Linked DNA regions of Homo sapiens: region 2 is linked to region 1. A link is a loop called in an ENCODE intact Hi-C map of the cell type or tissue named here. Cell type or tissue: natural killer cell. All regions are shown on one strand. Each heading gives the region's core, and the rest is flanking DNA. Links, peaks and the distances in the headings are about the cores only.

Region 1 (8,383 bases), core at 201-8,200:
CTGAGGCGGTAGGATTGCTTGAGCCCAGGAGTTTGAGATAAGCTTGGTCAACATGGCAAGACTCTGTCTCTACAAAAAGAAAAAATAAATTAAAAAAGTTAGCCAGGCATGGTGGCATGTGCCTGTAGTTCCGGCTACTCAGGAGGCTGTGGCGGGAGGTTCCCTTGAGCCCAGGAGTTTGAGGCTGCAGTGAGCTGGCGATCATGCCACTGCACTCAGCCTGGGCAGCAGAGCAAGACTCTGTATCTAAAAGAATATATATATTAAAAATATATATATTAAAAAAATATATATAAAATACATATATTAAAAATATATATTAAATATATATTAAAATATATATTAAAAATTATATATTAAAATATATATATTAAATATATATATATATATAAACATATATATATATAAAAAATACTTTCACCGCAACACCTAGACTGGTGTTTCGCCAAACAGCTGAGCACCACGGGCCAGCCAAATTGACAGATAAAAATTAACCGTCATGAAACCTAATAGTACCTGACACACAGCAAACATACAATAAATAGCTTAAGTGTTGAGGATTAAATGACCCCAGTAAACAATACATATATATACATACACACACACACACACACACACACACACACACACACACATACATTTTAAAGATAACTCTGGAAGCCAGTGCTTAAGAACATTGCTTCAATGAATAACAAAAGCTAGAATCAGTCTTCTTGCAAAGTAATGAAGCTAACATCTTAGTCTCAAACAGAAGCCCTATTGCCCTATTTTGTTTTCACTTAACCCCGAGAAACCACAGGAAAGAAAACTTGTTTCATGTGTGACCACCCTAGATACTCGGGTGCGCAGTTGCAGATGAGATTGGAAGTGTGGGCGGGACGCAATGGCTCATGCCTGGAATCCCAGCACTTTGGGAGGCCGAGGCGGGTGGATCACCTGAGGTCAGGAGTTTGAGGCCAGCCTGGCCAACATGGTGAAACCCCGTCTCTACTAAAAATACCAAAATTAGCTGGGCGAGGTGGCATGTGCCTGTAATCCCAGCTACTCAGGAGACTGAGGAAGGAGAATTGCTTGAACTCAGGAGGCGGAGGTTGCAGTGAGCTGAGATTGTGCCACTGCACTCCAGCCTGGGCAACAGAGCGAGACTCTGTCTCCAAAAAAAAAAAAAAAAAAAAAAAAGAGAGAGATTGGAAGCGTGCAATTATTCAGCAGTGTCTTCTAGCCCATCCTGGGCTGGGCCTGGGCTGAGGCTGAGTTGGACAGACAGGTCCCAGCCTGTGGGAGCTCCAGGTCTGGGGAGGACCCGGCCATTCACTGAGTGCATTCCAGGCCGGGCAGGGGACTGTGTACAGCACTGCAGAAGTCAAGGAGGAGCTGTTGACAGCCCACAGGTCACGGAGGCTTCCCAGGGAGGTGCCCCTGGGTCATGCCTCTGGGTGGATGTCACCATGCAGACAGGAGCGGGAGGAGACCCTTGTTACTCTCAGTGGAGACCCGTGTTGATTCTTAGAAGGTGGGATGCTAATTGAGGAGCAGGGCCGCTCTCCGTGCTGGGCTTGGGGATGATTGTGCGGATGTAATGTTCACCTTGCCCCTCACCAGTCAGAAGCATGGAATTGCTGACAAGCACAGAGCTTGGCGTGGGGTTGGAGGTTGCATCAGTCTCCTGCGGTTGCTGTAGCGAAGGGCTGCAAACTGGGTGGTTTGGAGCAGCAGACAGGTACTCACAGCTTTGAGGGCCAAGAGTCCCATCTAAGGTGTCAGCAAGGGCAGTGCCCTCAGAGCCTCAGGGGTGGGTCCTTCCTGCCTCTTCCAATTTCTGGTGGTGCCCAGAGTTCCTTGAAGTCCCTTGGCTCGCAGCTGTATCACTCTGCCTTGGTCTTTACCTGCCGCCTTCCCTCGGCATCTGTGTCTTCACACGGCCCTCTTGTAAGGACACCAGTCATTGCGTTAGGGCCCACCCTAATCCCGTATGACCTCCTCTAAACTTATTACCTCTGCAAAGACCCTATTTCCAAAAAAGGTCACATTCCCAGTGCTGGCAGTTAGGACCTCAGTGTATCTTTGCGGGGACACAGTTCAACCTGCTACCCATCCATCATTTTGTATTCTGAGATCTTTTTTTCTGTTTTTAGCTATGTGAAAGGCATCTACTCTTTTGGCTTGATGGAAACCAACTTCTACGACCAGGCAGAAAAACTCGCCAAAGAGGTAAGTGGGTCCTTCCTAAGGTGCCTGACCCCTCAGGGAGTAGCCGTTGGCTGGACCAGGGCATATGAGGGGCACCATTCGTGTGTGACCCCGGCGAACCCCATCCCTGGTCTCACTTCCTCAGAGAGACTGGGGAGCTCATGTTAGTGTGAGCAGCTGCCGCCCGCCAGGGGCTGTCATTCACCTGTGGCCCCCCCAAAGTCCCCAGAGCCACGTTCCTTGGCTAACACTGGATCCACGTCTACAGATGAGGTTGATGGGGTACGGGGAGCCTGTGGTCAGCCTGCTCACTTAGGGTTGCACAGAATGGCAGGTCTGGGCTCCCACCAGCTCTGCCTGGCTCCGGAGCCCACACTGCCCTGCTGGGACAGGACTTTGTAGGAGGAGAAGTGTAAATAAGCGTTGGCTCTTCCTTCCTGAACTTCGCATTTCTAAGCATCACTCACGGCACCAGAGGTTCAGGGAGCTGAGTGATGATCGCCAGTCATGATCATTGCTGGGTGCCCATGTGTACCTGGGCCCAGGGCTGGGTGGCAGGCTGCAGCTGTCAGGCCTGGGGCGCGAATGGTCTCACGCTCTGGGGGTCCCTCTCCTCTACTCCTCTTCTTGCAGGAGTGGAAACTGAGGCCCATGGAGGGGCTGCCATGCACAAGGGAGTGACAGCTGCTCCTGTGCCCGGCTCTGTGTGGCACTTCATGTGTGTCTGCTTGCATCCACACAGCTCTGCCCACGTGATGTCCAACTCCTTGTTGCCCAGATGAGGGGCCCAAGGCTCAGAGGCCAAGGCTAGAGCCTGCCTAAGACCACATGGCTCAGAGATGGCAGAGCCGGATTCTACCCAGGCTACCTGGCAATGGCTGTCCTTTCAGCTGCCTGCTCCAGGCCCTGCCTCCCAACATCCTGGCTGGGGTTCTTCCCCCAGTAGTTGCCCTAGTCGGCCTGCAGCATCCTCTCTGGGAGACAGCATTGGGGCCCAAGGGTCGCTGCGCTCTCTGAAGACTGCTCTGATTACAGAATCCGAGACTTGAGGCTTGAGTGATGTGTTCTTTGCTTTAACTCTGAGTCAGGGCAGGTGGGGGACCCGAGTGGCTTTCTGACAGTCTTGGTTCCATGGCCTGGGTGACCAGACAGCACCATCCAGGGGTCAGCTGTAGGAAAGTCCCTTGGAGACCATGGTAGCTGGGCCCTCCTGTGGGTGGCATCCATCTGGGCACCTGAGAGCTCCTGGGACATTTGGAGAAGCTCTGGACAAGGGTAGCTGTGGCAAACCAGATGTGGCAAGTCCCCCGCACTGAGGGTGGCCAAAAAAACATGCAAGCCCATGCCTTGCAAGGAGCAAGAAGTGGTGGATAGGGTCCCCTCCCTTCTCCATTGCTCCCCTTTCGCCTCCTGTCCCTTGTGTTGCAGGCACCAACTCTTTGTCTTCAACACCAGCACCCCACAGACAACTACTGGGCAGGAAAAGCAGGCTGTGATGGGGCCAGGAGTGGTAACACATGGGCTCTGTGTCTGCAGCCCCAGGCTGGTGAGGGTAGGAGGAGCCAGGGCAGGAGCAGGCAGGCGGCAGGCACAGGCACAGCCACAGAGCTTGGGGACCTGGAGCTCCATCCAAGTGGCTCAATGGGTGGAGGCTTAGGGAGGAGGCGGCAAGCCAGGGCTCCAGGAGCCAGGGCTGTAGAGGGGCAGGTGAGGACTGGATTCTGCTGGGCCTTGTAGCCTGGGAATGCAGTTTGGACTCCTTCCCACGGAACCATGGGAGGGCTCCAAGAGAGGGAAGATGCCAGTCAGCTCATCAGAGCTGGTGACAGCCACCACCCTTCACTCCTGCCATTCGTGAAAGCAGCATGCTTAGCAGGGTCCCGTCTCGGGGCCCCACGCCCGCCCTGCTTAGACTGTGCCCAAGTGTCCTGTACTCAGAGCCCCTGCCCAGGGGTGCCCACGGTCCCCTACAGACACACTTTCTTTCCCTCTGTTCCCACATGGAGTGGGCTGGGCCCACAAAAGCTGAGTGGTGGGCAGGGAGGCAGGGCTTGCTGGGGCCGACCTCCTGCCAAAAGCCTCACAGGAGGTGCTGGGCCAGGGCAGAAGAGCTTGGGGCTTCTGGACCCCTATGAAAGGCGTGGGGAGACTGAGGCAGTGGGGCTGGCGGGAACTCATGATTTGGCATGGGGGACCTGGGCACAGGCCAGGCAATGGGGCTTCTGTGAGCCTCAGTTTACTGCTCCATTTTCTAAGCTCTGACTGTGGCTGAGTAGATGCTTAGCAAACATGAGCTGAACACATAAATAGAAGAAAGAAACGGCTAGGAGGGGAGGATCATTCCATGAGTCCTGCCTGCCTCGCTGGTCGCTGTCAAGCTCACAGGTCATGGGAGCGGCTGTTGTCATGAACTGTGATAACCTCAGAGCCAGCTGTTTCTGCACCCAGAAAGCCACGTGTCCTCACATATATGGTAGTGGGAAGAGGCAGTCACAGCCACTGGAGGACTTGATAGTTCACACCACGTTCACATGGGCAGTAACCACTTCTCTAAGAGAAAGGCAGCATCCGTGGCCTTCCAGGCAGGCGGCAGCTGAGGCCCAGAGAGGGCGGGTATGTTTTGCAAGCACCTCAGCTGTATGCAGAATGCTGTGGGCTTGGGTCTGAGCCCTGGCTTTAGAAAGATCCTGCTGCTGTCCAGCTGGGTGAAGTCGCATAGCCTCCCTAAGACTCAGCTTCCTCATCTGTGAACTGGGCAGTGAGACCCATGAGCTGGTGTGCCCGGGCAGGCAGGAAGTGGTGCTAATTGTCAGTGTTTTGAGTCAGAGCCCCGCCCCCCCACTTGCTCCACCCCGTTCAGCCCAGGCCCCTCTTGCCCCTTAGAGACCTGCCGTCGCCTGCCCCGGCAGCCTGACTGATCTGCTTTATCTGGAATCCTCTTCCCCGCACCCTGCGTAGGCTTTATCTATTAACCCGACAGACGCATGGTCGGTGCACACCGTCGCTCACATCCACGAGATGAAAGCAGAGATCAAGGATGGGTTGGAATTCATGCAGCACTCAGAGACCTTCTGGAAGGTATGATGCTTGTCAATGGGTCACCTCCCTGGGAAATTCAGTGCATCCCCTTGAGTCAGGCCAAGGCTTTATGGACAAGAGTTACAGGGCATGGCTTAATTCTCGGGGTTCCCTCTCCTCCTCCACCTGCACCTGCCTCAGGTGTTTGGCTGCTGAGCAGAATGCAATCAAGATTCCAGTCCCCACCCCAGGCCCATACCTTGCCCTAGGGACTCCACTGAGGGTCCAGCCCAGACTTCTCTGTCCTTACAGGGCCTGGTCAGGAGGAGCGAGCAGCCTCTTCAAAGCACATGAGCTGCACCATGACGGGGACCCTCTGTGGGATGTGGAAACGCAGAGGAAGCATTAAACTCAACTGGGCTTGGGGGGACAGTGGCTAGGGAAGGCATCCTGGAGGGGGCAACCTCTGAGTTGGCTACTGAAGGATGAGCAGGTGTGTGCCACACAGAGGGGGAAGATGGAGGGCATCCTAGCCCGTCACTAGCTTGAGCAAGGCCTCCAAGGCCTACAGTGGCCTGTGAGGGAGAGGAGAGCTGCTTACTTTGGTGTCCTAGAGCCCAGGTACAAGGCGGACATGGGCTGTGCAGGAGGCCTTGTCAGTCCCTCTTTCCAGGGGAGGCAAGGTGGTGTCCAGGCAGAGGCAGAAACGCCTGCAGAGGCCTCAGGGAAGGAAAGGCTAGCACCATGGTGGAGGTGGGCCCTCTGGACAGACGGGGCTGCATCAGGTGAGCCTATTGGGCTCAAGGGAGATGGGGCCTCCCCTGGGACAGGGACACAGCGTCGCTCACTCAGCGTTTACTGAATACCTGCTTTGTATTTGGGGCAGCAAGAAATCAGGGAAGGGTGTGCACTTGGCTCCCAAGCAGGGGCCATGCAGTCTGAGCCTTGCTGCGGAGGATCCTCGGGCCTCCAGATTCGGCTCTGTCAAGGGGGCAGTGGTCAGGTTCCCTTCTCAGGGACACTGAGGTTTGTTTGAGGTTTCTGAGTGCTGGGCACTCTAGCTTGTTGAGGATCACGAGTCCAGTCTCCTGAGCTTGGAAATACCCTAGCAGGGGCCAGCTCTGAGCCCAGCACAGGTCCTACTTTAACACTGCTTCATACTGAGGGCAGCCTAAGGTAGCCACCCACATACCACCCACTCCCCTGGCTCTCGGGGCTTTGCCAGCACCTGTTGGAGTGTGGCCCTGGGCCTGTTGATCTCTGCAGGTTTTTGTTTTTGTTTTTTTTTGAGACAAGTTCTCTCTCTGTCGCCCAAGGTGGAGTGCAGTGGCACAATCAGGGCTCACCGCAGCCTCGACCGCCTGGGCTCAAGCGATCCTTCCACCTCGGCCTCCCAAATAGCAGGGACTACTGGTGCGTGCCACCACACCTGGCTAATTAAAAAAATTTTTTTTTTTTAGAGAGACAGGGTCTCTTCCCTATGTTGCCCAGGTGGGTCTTGGACTCTTGGGCTCAGTTGATCCTTCTGCCTCGGCCTCCCAAAGTACTGGGATTACAGGCATGAGCCACTGTGCCCGGCTGATCCTTGCAGTTTTATCCAAGTGCCCTGAGCTGTTTAGGCACCCATGGGCCTCGCACCTCCCTGTGGAGTGGTTCTGTTAATCCTTTTCTCAACTTCACATGTGAGGAAGGCAAAGCTGGAGTTGCTGAAGTAACTTCCTCTGCACCGGTCCTGGGGCTGCTGCTCCCCAGCTCAGGCGAGTAGGTTGGGAACCTCCCCTAGCCTCAGTTTCCTCCTTGGTAAATGCAGCATAATTTCTTCACCGCCCTTCGGAATGGAAGAAGATTATGTGGCCTGGAGGCACCTAGTGCAGAATATTGTTTCCTGCACTCAAAGATGATGGTTTCTGTGGCTAGGCGCGGTGGCTCATGCCTGTAATCCCAGCACTTTGGGAGGCTGAGGCGGGCGGATCACCTGAGGTCAGAAGTTCGAGACCACCCTGGCCAACATGGTGAAACCCTGTCTCTACCAAAGATACAAAAATTAGCCGGGTGTGGTGGTGCACACTTGTAATCCCAGCTACTCAGGAGACTGAGGCAGGAGAATTGCTTGAACCCGGGAGGCAGAGGTTGCAGTGAGCCAAGATCGTGTCACTACACTCCAGCCTGAGCAACAGAGCCAGACTTAGTCTCAAAAAAAAAAAAAAAAAAAAAAAAAAAGATGATGGTTTCTGCATTAGCACAAAACAACATTTGTTTTTTTCCCATAGGCCTTCAGACTTTTCATAAATTCTCTTTTTTTTTTTTTCTCCAGGACTCTGATATGTTGGCTTGTCATAACTATTGGCACTGGGCTTTATATCTGATTGAGAAGGTAAGGTGACCATCTGTTTGCACTGTCTTATCCTATAAAGATGTCTAGAGGGAGAAAGATTTTTCTAGCTTTTGCTATGTATTCACATCCGTTGGAGCCCTGATGCAATGGAGCATTAACATTTCCAAAGAGCACTCTAGGCTTCAACCTTTTTAGGGATTTTTTCACTGTGGAGGCCTGGAAATCACATCTGTGGTGTATAACTTGCAGAGACCATTCAGAGCGAGTGCCTGTGGCTGGAGTGGAGAGCCAAGCCCCAACTCCGCAGGGTGTACCTGCCTGGGCCATGAGATCTTCCAACGGGAGCCAGGCTATGGGGCAGCTGCTCAGGACACCCTTGACCCCAGTGATTCCGCCACAGGGTTCCATGTACAAGACTGTCACTTGCAGTGCTCCTTATCGTGCACAAAAGCTAGAAGCTCCCTGAATGTCCATAAAGTGAGAAATGCTGAGAACATGAGGGCCTTGTCATGACATGAGAATGTGATGATACAGTGTCTGGAAGACAGCACAGAACCCAGCTAAATGTACAGGAGAGGAAACATATGCAGAAAAGAAAAAGGCAGCTGGGCACAGTGGCTCATGCCTGTAATCCCAGCACTTTGAGAGGCCAAGGCAGGCAAATAACTTGAGGTCAAGAGTTTGAGAGCAGCCTGGGCAACATGGTAAAACCCCATCTCTACTAAAAATACAAAAATTAGCCGGGCATGGTGGCGCCTCCCTGTAGTCCTGAGCCTGAGGCATGAGAATCGCTTGAACCTGGGACGCGGAGGTTACAGTGAGCCGAGATTGTGCCACTGC
Region 2 (8,256 bases), core at 257-8,256, 230 kb before region 1:
TCTCGGTCTCCTGACCTTGTGATCTACCCACCTCAGCCTCCCAAAGTGCTGGGATTACAGGCATGAGCCACCGTGCCCGGCCCTGACTTTCAAGAGAAAAACCTGACTCTTCCCACAGCTGACTTGATTGGCAGCATAGGCAAAGACTTGAAGCGAGTTTGGAGCGCTGACTGCCTGCCCTGCACTGGCTGGGTTTATCGCCATCTGTGAGGTGCTACCTTCATCCCCCTGTACAGACAAGGACCCCAGGCTCAATAGGCTGAGGCACTGGCCCAGGGACCTCCATGCCACCCTTATTGTGAGGAGGACACATTTGTGACTCTGAAGCAGAAAAGGCCCTTTGTCCTGCCAAACCATGGGCAGGATTCAGGGGTCTACAATGTGACTGCTCGGGTGGCCTGACCGCTGAGCCTATGAGGCTGGGGTTGGGAGGAGGACACTAGCCTGGTGCCTACTCACAGGGAGCACTCAACAAACAGCAGCAGGAGGAAGAGGAGAGGATGGGGCAGCAGCAGCAGGAGGGAAGGTTCGAGCCTCCGCAGTGGAGGGGAGGCTCTGCGGGCGTCTCTCAGCTGGCGAAGGCTCCTGAGAGCAGGGATCAGGTCTGCAGCCCCAGGGCCAGCTCAGTAGGGGAGCAAGGTGTGTGAACACATCGATGAGGGCCGTGCCTTGTGCCATCCTTCTTCCCCTTCACAGGCAGCTGGGCATGTTGGGGCCAGAGGGGAGGGCCTGTTAGTTTCCTGTGGCAGCCATGTAACAACTTATGGCTGACTCAGTGGCTTAAGCAACGCACATTTATTACCTTACAGTCAAGGGGGTCAGATGTCTGAGGTGGGGTCCCAGAACTAAAATCCAGGTGTTGGCAGGGCTGGTTCCTCCTGGAACTCCAGGGGAAAAATCCATCCCTTGCCTTTTCTGGCCTCTGGCGGCACTTGCACTCCTTGGCTCCTCGTCCCTTCTTCCGTCTTTAAAGCCAGCAGCGTCCCCTTGTTCTGTCTCTGACCACGGCTGGGAAGGAGTCTCTGCTTTTGGGCACACGTGGCTAATCCAGGCTACCCTCTCACTGCAGATCTTCAACTCAATCACACACCTACAAAGTCCCTTTGGTCTGGGAGGTAACACTTTCCCAGGCTCCAGGGATTAGGGCTTGGACATCTTGGGGACTTTATTCTGCCCAGGAAAGGTGGTATCAGGGAGTCTGAGCATCTGAACCTCCCCAGGGGACTGAAGGAATGCCTTCAGTGTCCTCTTCCTCCTCCTCAGCAGCTGTGAATCCAGAATAGAGGCCATCTACAAGGTCACACCTGGAGGGATCTGGGGAAACTGAGGTCACAGAGGTCTTGCCCAGGACCCCAGGCCAGGCCCTGTGTTTCTTCCACAGATGGCCCCTTCCCCACCACCCTGTAGTGCACTGCCCAGGGGGTGGAAGTGTTTTAGCCTGGAGGGACACCAGCTTGAGGACTCTGTAGAGCTCTGGGCCTAGGGGGAGGGCGGGCAATGTCATCTATGGGGTGGCTTCCCCACACCAGGGGCAGCTTTACGGAGGTTACCTTTTCATCCCCCCAAGTCCTGTGGCAAGTGAAGATCTGTTTCCTCATCTCATAGGGTAAGGAAGCTGAGGCCCTCAAAGGGGCAGTGGCTTGTCCGTGGAGAAGAGTCTGCTCCTTCCGACAAGCCTGTGGCTGGTGGTGAAGCAGGTGTGAATGGTCTGTCCCATGAGCAGGAGGGTGGGTGTGCGGCGATGTCGGCGTGGTCTCCGCAGAGCTCTGTGCACAGGCCTGTGCATCTGCTGACAGGCAGCTGAGAAGGCTTGCAGTCACATCGCTGATGGTAAAGCTGTAGCAACAGGCTCAGAGAGGTGTGTTAGCTTTCCCAGAGACACACAGCTCTCTGGAAGAGTGCCATCCTCTGAGCTCCATCGCCTGGTGCTTTGCATCCCTTGCCCCAAGGGCACACGTAGAAGCAGAGTTCCTTGGGGTTGGATCTGTGGGGTGGTTTGTGAGGGGGACTGTGTCATCCACTGTGGAAAAGACTTAGCTGCCTCTCTGTAAAACATTTTTGCCTGACGTGAGTTCTCTCCCTTGACCGGGGGCCAGCACAGTACATAGTAGGGTGGTTAAGAGCCCTGGGTTTGGGCTGAGCGCGGTAGCTCATACCTGTAATTCCAGCACATTGGGAGGCCGAGGCAGGAAGATTGCATGAGCCCAGGAGTTTGAGACCAACCTGAGCAACAAAGGTTAAAAAAAAAAACATTAGCTGGGCATGGTGGCACACGCCTGTAAGTCCCAGCAACTTGGGTGGCTGAGGCAGGAGGATAACTTGAGCCTGGGAGGTTGAGGCTGCAGTGAGCGGTGATCACGCCACTGCACTCCAGCAGGGGCAACAGAGCAAGACCCCATCTCAAAAAGAGAAAAGAAAAGCCTTGGGATGGGATTTGGGGTGCTCTGAGTTTAAATCCCAGGGCCCCCACTTTGGTGTGATCTCAGGTATGCTCCTGAACTCTCTATGCCTGAGTTCCCCCAGCTGTAAAGGAGGGGGTGATAATAATGCTGCCCAGACCCCAGAGGACCCCTAGGAGGCTCTTGCTGGGCAGCTGGTCCTGCCCCAGAGCCCTCCCACTCCACACACCCCTGCATACGCTCAAGGGCAGATGGGCCCCCCACAACCAAGCCAGGCCTGGTGGCCCTAGGACACTCTTGGCCACAAGAATTCAGATTATTTTCTCAGCAAATTTCTGACCAGTGTCCTGGGGCCTCAGCAGGGGCAGGGCTGCATGGTCCTGGGTCTATCTGGACTTGTTCTGGCTCAGACCTCAGCCCACCACAAGGACAACGAGTCTGGGAACTCGGGCAGGCTCTCTGCCAACCAGGAGCTGCTCTTGCTCGCCGGGACCCCACAGGGCAGGAATAGTGGGCATTCATATCATTCCCATTTTGCAACCAGGCAGACCGAGGCCCAGAGAGGCCAGATAACCTGCCTCAGGCCACACAAATGGCAAACAATAAGGCCAAACCTTGGTGATGGCCAGACTCTAAATCCGGGGCCACTTCTTGCCTTAGGAATATAGTCTTTCCTGGCACTCACTTAGCCAAAAATCTTTCTAGAAGGGTGGCAGGCCTTCCTGCCCCACTCCCGGAACAGGCCGGCTGCTTTCAGGGCCAGAAGAGCCAGCCCTTTGGAGGAGGAGGCTTGTGAGAGTGGGGATGGGCCGCAGAGCCTCCCCAGGCAGGGCAGCGTTGCAGCTTGCATGTGGCAGGGATGTAGGGTGAAGCTGTGCAGGGCAAAAGACAGGTCAGTTCCCGCTGGAAGTGCCCCACTGGGGGGCCTCGGTGTGTCTCTTTCCCCAGCACTGGCATGGCACATTTTGACCTGAGCAATGGTGAGCTGCCCGGAATACGAACAGGAGGAAGAGAACCTTCCCCAGGCAGCATGTGAGGCTGGGGTGGCACTCGACACAGGACAGCAGGCAAGGACATGCCGCCCTCCAGGCTGAGGGTCTTGGGAGCCTCCCCTCCCAGCCCCTGCTGTGGCCTCCCCCTGGGCCCTGGCATGGGAGGAGTTAAGCTGCCGCGGGCACCTTGGCACATTGCGCTGCCCAGAGTGTCCGGCTCCCCACCCCCACTGCTTTTCTTCCTTTTTGCCTTTTTCCTTCTTAATTAATCATACGCTGCTGCCCAATTTAAATATGGAAATGCCCAGGCCGAGGCGATGCAATTATTCATGAGGGCCGGGCGGCTGTCCGGGGCTCTCGGGCTGTGGGGAGTACCGTGGCATCGCCTCCGTTCTGATGTGTGTGAAATTATGTGCACAAAAGGCGCCTCCTTATCTGGGAGTGTGAACTAAATAAATAAATAAGGGCTTTTGTTTGTTTGCCGGCTCCTGCACATGGCTGCTGGGACTCAAGCGCTCGTGTTGTCTGCGCCTCTGTGGGACTCTGGGGACGGGAGGCAGGGGAGGCCCCCGCAGGCCGGCCAGGGGCTGGGGGCTGGGGGCCGGGGGCCGGCCGCCGGGCACCTGGGGCCCTCTCCCTCCCCAGGCACCACCCTCACCCCGCAGCTCCCCCCCATACACACCCTCGCTGGAAAGTTCGCCCTGCCCGGGCTGGGCTCCCAGGCAGCCTGGCACCGTGCCAGGCTCGCCGCCGAGCTCGGGCAGCAGGGTGGGGCAAACGCGGAGCACGGAGGACGGGGCCGGGCGACCTGGGCACCAGCAGGACCCGAGGCCAGGAGCCAGGGGCCCAGAAGGTGAGGGCACCCCGGGTGGGCGCAGGGTGGGCGCTCTGTGGGCAACGGGCCCTGCGGCCGGGCCCAGGAGCAGGCCTCGTTGCGGGGTTGGGGGGGGAGGTTGGAGCGGAGGCTGGCAGAGGAGGCAGGCACAAAGGAGGGCAGTGCCAGGCAGCTGTGGCCGACGCAGGCATCGCTGCCCGCCTGCCCCTAGCCGGCCTCCCCGCCGAGGGGAGGACGCGTGTGCAGGGGCCCGGGCAGGAGCGGCAGACACCGAGCCGCGGCCACAGGGCCAGCCGCACAGTCGGAGGAAGGGCCGGAGCGAGGCGGGGCCCGGGGCTGTCAAGGAGAAAAACATCCCAAGGCCTGCAAATTGCTGCTCTCAGCTTTTTTCCCCCCTCCTCCTGCTTCGCGGGGTGGGGGGGTTGGGGGGGGGGTGGTGGGGGGAGAAAGCAGCGCTTCCTCTGGAGGCGGATGCAAAAAGGATGCAGAATTTTAACCATCTCCTGCACCGGCCCGTCCTTCCTGAGCAGGGTTTGGGCCCAGGCCTGGCGCCGTGGCTCCCTGGGAAGGGAAAGGCCAGAGCAGCCGATGCCGGTTCTGGGGGACGCCGGAAAGCCCAGCCTCCTCTGCACCTCCATCCAGAACCGGGGGCCCCGCAGCACCTGCAGCAGGGGTGGAGGGTGGGAGGCAGAAGGGGCCTGGTGCTCTCGGAGGCTGCACCTCACGGTACCAGTCGCTACCCAGAGCAGCACGCCTGTTTGCTGGCCTGCTCTTGGGTGTTAAACATGGTGTCCAGGTCCCCGGTTGGAGACCCCAGCCCTGTACCGGGTGAGGGTCTTAGCTCCCACTGACTTGGGGCCTTCAACCACACTGGCATCCCAGGCCTTCCTCCTGACTGACTTCTGTTTTAAAAATAATGTGGAACGTTTTCTGGCATCTGGTGAGGGATTCACACACTGTTTACTGAGGGCAGGACTTAAGGAATGAGTTCAGAAGGTATCTATCTGGTCACTGGACAAACGGCAGGCAAGCCCCCTGTGCTCCTCGCTGGGTGAGACTCAGGGGCATGGGTTTGGGCATGGGAGCTCAGAGGGATGGTCTGGGCCCACAAGCCCACGAGGCATAGAGCCTAGGGCCCATGAAATGTTTTCATTTTAATTTCTTTTAAAATCAGAAGAAAAAATGACTATAAAAATAATGAATATACGACAATGAATTCGACCTGGTTTTATTGGCCTTTAGTCTGATGTAGTCATAAAATAGAATTTTTAGTATTTATGGAGGAAGGGAACCAGGAAGCCAAAAGTGCCCCGGCCCATGGAAGGCGGGTGTGGCCTGGGTTGGTCCTGTCTGTCCCAGGACAAAGGGTCAGATGTCTGGGTCCAGGGGGGGTTTGGAGGGCATCTGGGTGCCCTGTGAATCTGGCTTCCACGAAGGCTAGCTGGGACAGGTTGCTCCAGCCTGCGGTGGACAGGAGCCAGGGCTGTGTATGTCTGTGCGTGTCCGTGTATGTGCACGTGGGTGTGCAGGCATACTCGTGTGCATGCCAGTGTTTGACAAAGGATTCCTAGACACCTGCGTGTGTAAGTCCCAATTCTCAAAACGGGGAATGCAAGGCCAGGGTCAGGAGACAGTGTGGCTGCAAGGGCCTGGTATTCCTGACAATGATGGGTAGGGAGTGCCATTGTCTCCCTAGGAGAAAGCAGCCTTCAAGGTCCCAGCACCCCCAAACCCACGAGCTCACACAAAACAACGCGAGCCACAAATGCAAGCCACATCTGTCATTTAACACCTTCTAATAGCCACATTTTCAGAAAGTGAAAATAAGCGGGTAAGATTCACTTTAGTACTAAAATTCATTTTAATCTAATATAAATTTCCAAAATCCTATTTCAGTGTGTTGCTCGTATGAAACTGTGAACGGGATATTTTGCCATTTTTTCCATATTCGATTTGGCCTCTCCCCATTTCAATGGCTCCTTTGCTGCGTGTGGAGCAGCTACCACGGCGGTCACGTAGGTTTAGTAGGTCCCTGTGCCCCCCACTTCCCCACCCAGAGTAGGGGAGACTGGTTTTCTGCTTCTTTTTTGCTGGTGGCCCTTCCTGGCCAGGGAAAGGGATACTTCCACTGGCTCATCAGCCCCCAGCAACCCTGAGAGCTGAAAGAATGGATGTTGGGGCTGCAGGTTCCAGAATGAGGGGGGCTGCTGGAAAGGGTTCTTCGGCTGTGCTCCCAGACGCCAGGGGACGACACAAAGGGCTGACTTCAGACTCACAATAGTGGGGCGGTTAGTCACAGTGCCAGGGCAGCGGGCAAGCAGACAGAGCCCCCTGTGTCTGTGCCTGGTCGGGCTGGGCCCTGCAGCCCCCATTTCCCCAGCTGGCTTCCCACCCCACCCCTGCCCGCTCCCCACATTAACCCCCTGCCGCCTGCTGCCTACCTGGCAGCCTGGCCGGGGCTCCCTTGGCCAGGACTGGTTTCCACCAGCCACCCTGGCCAGAGGCGTGCTCCTTCTAGAAGCCGGGCTCAAGCCTGCATGATTTCATGGGCCTGTCTCGGGAAGCAGGCATTGGAACAGCTCCGTCACCGTGGCCGGGCAGCGTCCACGCAGCCTGAAAGGGGAGATTTTCATATTAGTTTAGAGGCTCCTCACTTAAAGATTTCATCAGCATTTGCGAGTGTTCGCCATTCAAGGACTGTGCATTTCTGGAAACAATGAAAAGCCAAAACTGTGAAAAATTAAGGAGTGGCCCTGAAGCTGGTGTCTGTAACTGCACATTTTAAAGTGAACAGACTGATATAAATATTTTAATCCTGTGCCTAGATAGATGGATAAGATAAAATAAATTAGTCATGTTCTGGCCCAGTCTGGAGACTATCTGAAAGCAAGACAAATGTCAGCATTTGCTGTTTAGGGGTTACAATTAAAATCTCTCCTTCTAGATTGAGCTTCTAGAGCCTCAGAGATGGAATTCGCCGTTTTGCCGCGATTTGGCGTTAACTTATTGACCCATGGGGAGGAGGGTCACTTCCCGTGAAAAGGTATAAAATGAAGTTGTCAGTCTCTCTTTTTAATTAAAAAAAAAAAAAATCTCTGCAAAGATTCTGCATTCTGGCTTCTCTTTGCTAAATTAAAGTGGCATGTGTTTTTATTTTAGAAGGCAGAGATGTTTTGCTGTGCCCAGTGTGAGGAAGCGAAGGAAAAGAAAGATCTTTTGAAAATGTGTACATCTACTTGCAGCTTGAAAATTCCAAGTGCCAGACATTTTTCTTGGAGGAAATAAATGTCTTCAATTTATTCATCTTACCTGTTGATTATGTTCTGTAATGATTTATTTTATAATTTAATCCTTGTCTAGAACCGAGGCCATCTTTGGAAAGTAAAAGACCTAGGTCTCTTTGGTCCAGGAGACATTGTGGCCCTCTCTTAAAATCATTGACTGCCGAGATCTGGGCCCAGGCGGCTCTCGGACTGAACCGGTCTGTGCTAGGCAGCCTGGCCCACTCGGCCTTCAAAACACAAGGGATGGGAGACATATGCTCGGCTCACATCGTTTTGTTTTGATTTATTTTAAACTGCTTAAGATGATTTTAGCACAAGGAGTGGTGTATCTTACTTGCATTCTGAGAGCCACTGGATTTGCAAGCTAGAGTACAATTTTTTTTTTAATCCAAATTTAGAAATTGCCTTTTAGAGTAGACAACAGCATGCTACTTTGCCTTTTAACTCACTTTTAAAGAACGATTCTTAAGATCAAGTACATTGAATTTGGAGATTGGTCCCCCTCCGTTATTAGGGGCTGGAAATGGCCCACTTTTCAAAAATAAGGTCAGAAAAGGGGTGTTTCTGACCTAAGAGTTCTTCCAGGCTGGGCTCGTACCACAGAGATTCTTCCACACCCATGTCCTGAGTCCTTGTCCTACACACCATTTTTTCTTCCAAGGAGAAGGAGTGTGGCATTCAGTTCCAGTGTCATCGTGTGGAAAAGAGTCCCTGCCTGGCTGAGAAACTGTCACAGGCAGCCGGGC

The links. A loop is a pair of places that touch in the nucleus more often than their neighbours do. Peaks named below come from ENCODE experiments on the same cell type or tissue, not always from the same donor. Only the 100,000 strongest peaks of a DNase experiment are listed, where the experiment ranks them.
Region 2: it touches region 1 in a loop (2.1-fold over the local background); 4 of 110 quality-filtered maps call a loop at or near these places.

The regions. Positions count from the first base shown.
Region 1 is chr22:46,276,451-46,284,833 of GRCh38, forward strand. It overlaps TTC38 (tetratricopeptide repeat domain 38), which reads left to right. Exons shown (of 14, transcript NM_017931.4): 6 at 2,136-2,211; 7 at 5,149-5,268; 8 at 7,523-7,582. Among named protein-coding and RNA genes, the nearest start is that of TTC38, 13 kb to the left of the region's middle. In natural killer cell, for the core only: no CTCF peak of the experiment used is centred there; DNase peaks (open chromatin) are centred at 801 and 4,661; H3K4me3 peaks cover 2,544 bases; H3K27ac peaks cover 4,861 bases.
Region 2 is chr22:46,049,677-46,057,932 of GRCh38, forward strand. All of the region lies in intron 1 of LOC124905135 (collagen alpha-1(III) chain-like), which reads left to right. It overlaps PRR34 (PRR34 long non-coding RNA), which reads right to left and starts at 4,549. Exons shown (of 2, transcript NR_165243.1): 1 at 4,074-4,549; 2 at 1-2,223. It overlaps PRR34-AS1 (PRR34 antisense RNA 1), which reads left to right and starts at 4,170. Exons shown (of 3, transcript NR_027034.1): 1 at 4,170-4,244; 2 at 7,171-7,269; 3 at 7,386-8,256. RefSeq lists silencers at 3,940-4,059, 4,300-4,459. In natural killer cell, for the core only: no CTCF peak of the experiment used is centred there; DNase peaks (open chromatin) are centred at 3,455, 4,135 and 4,565; H3K4me3 peaks cover 2,417 bases; H3K27ac peaks cover 6,211 bases.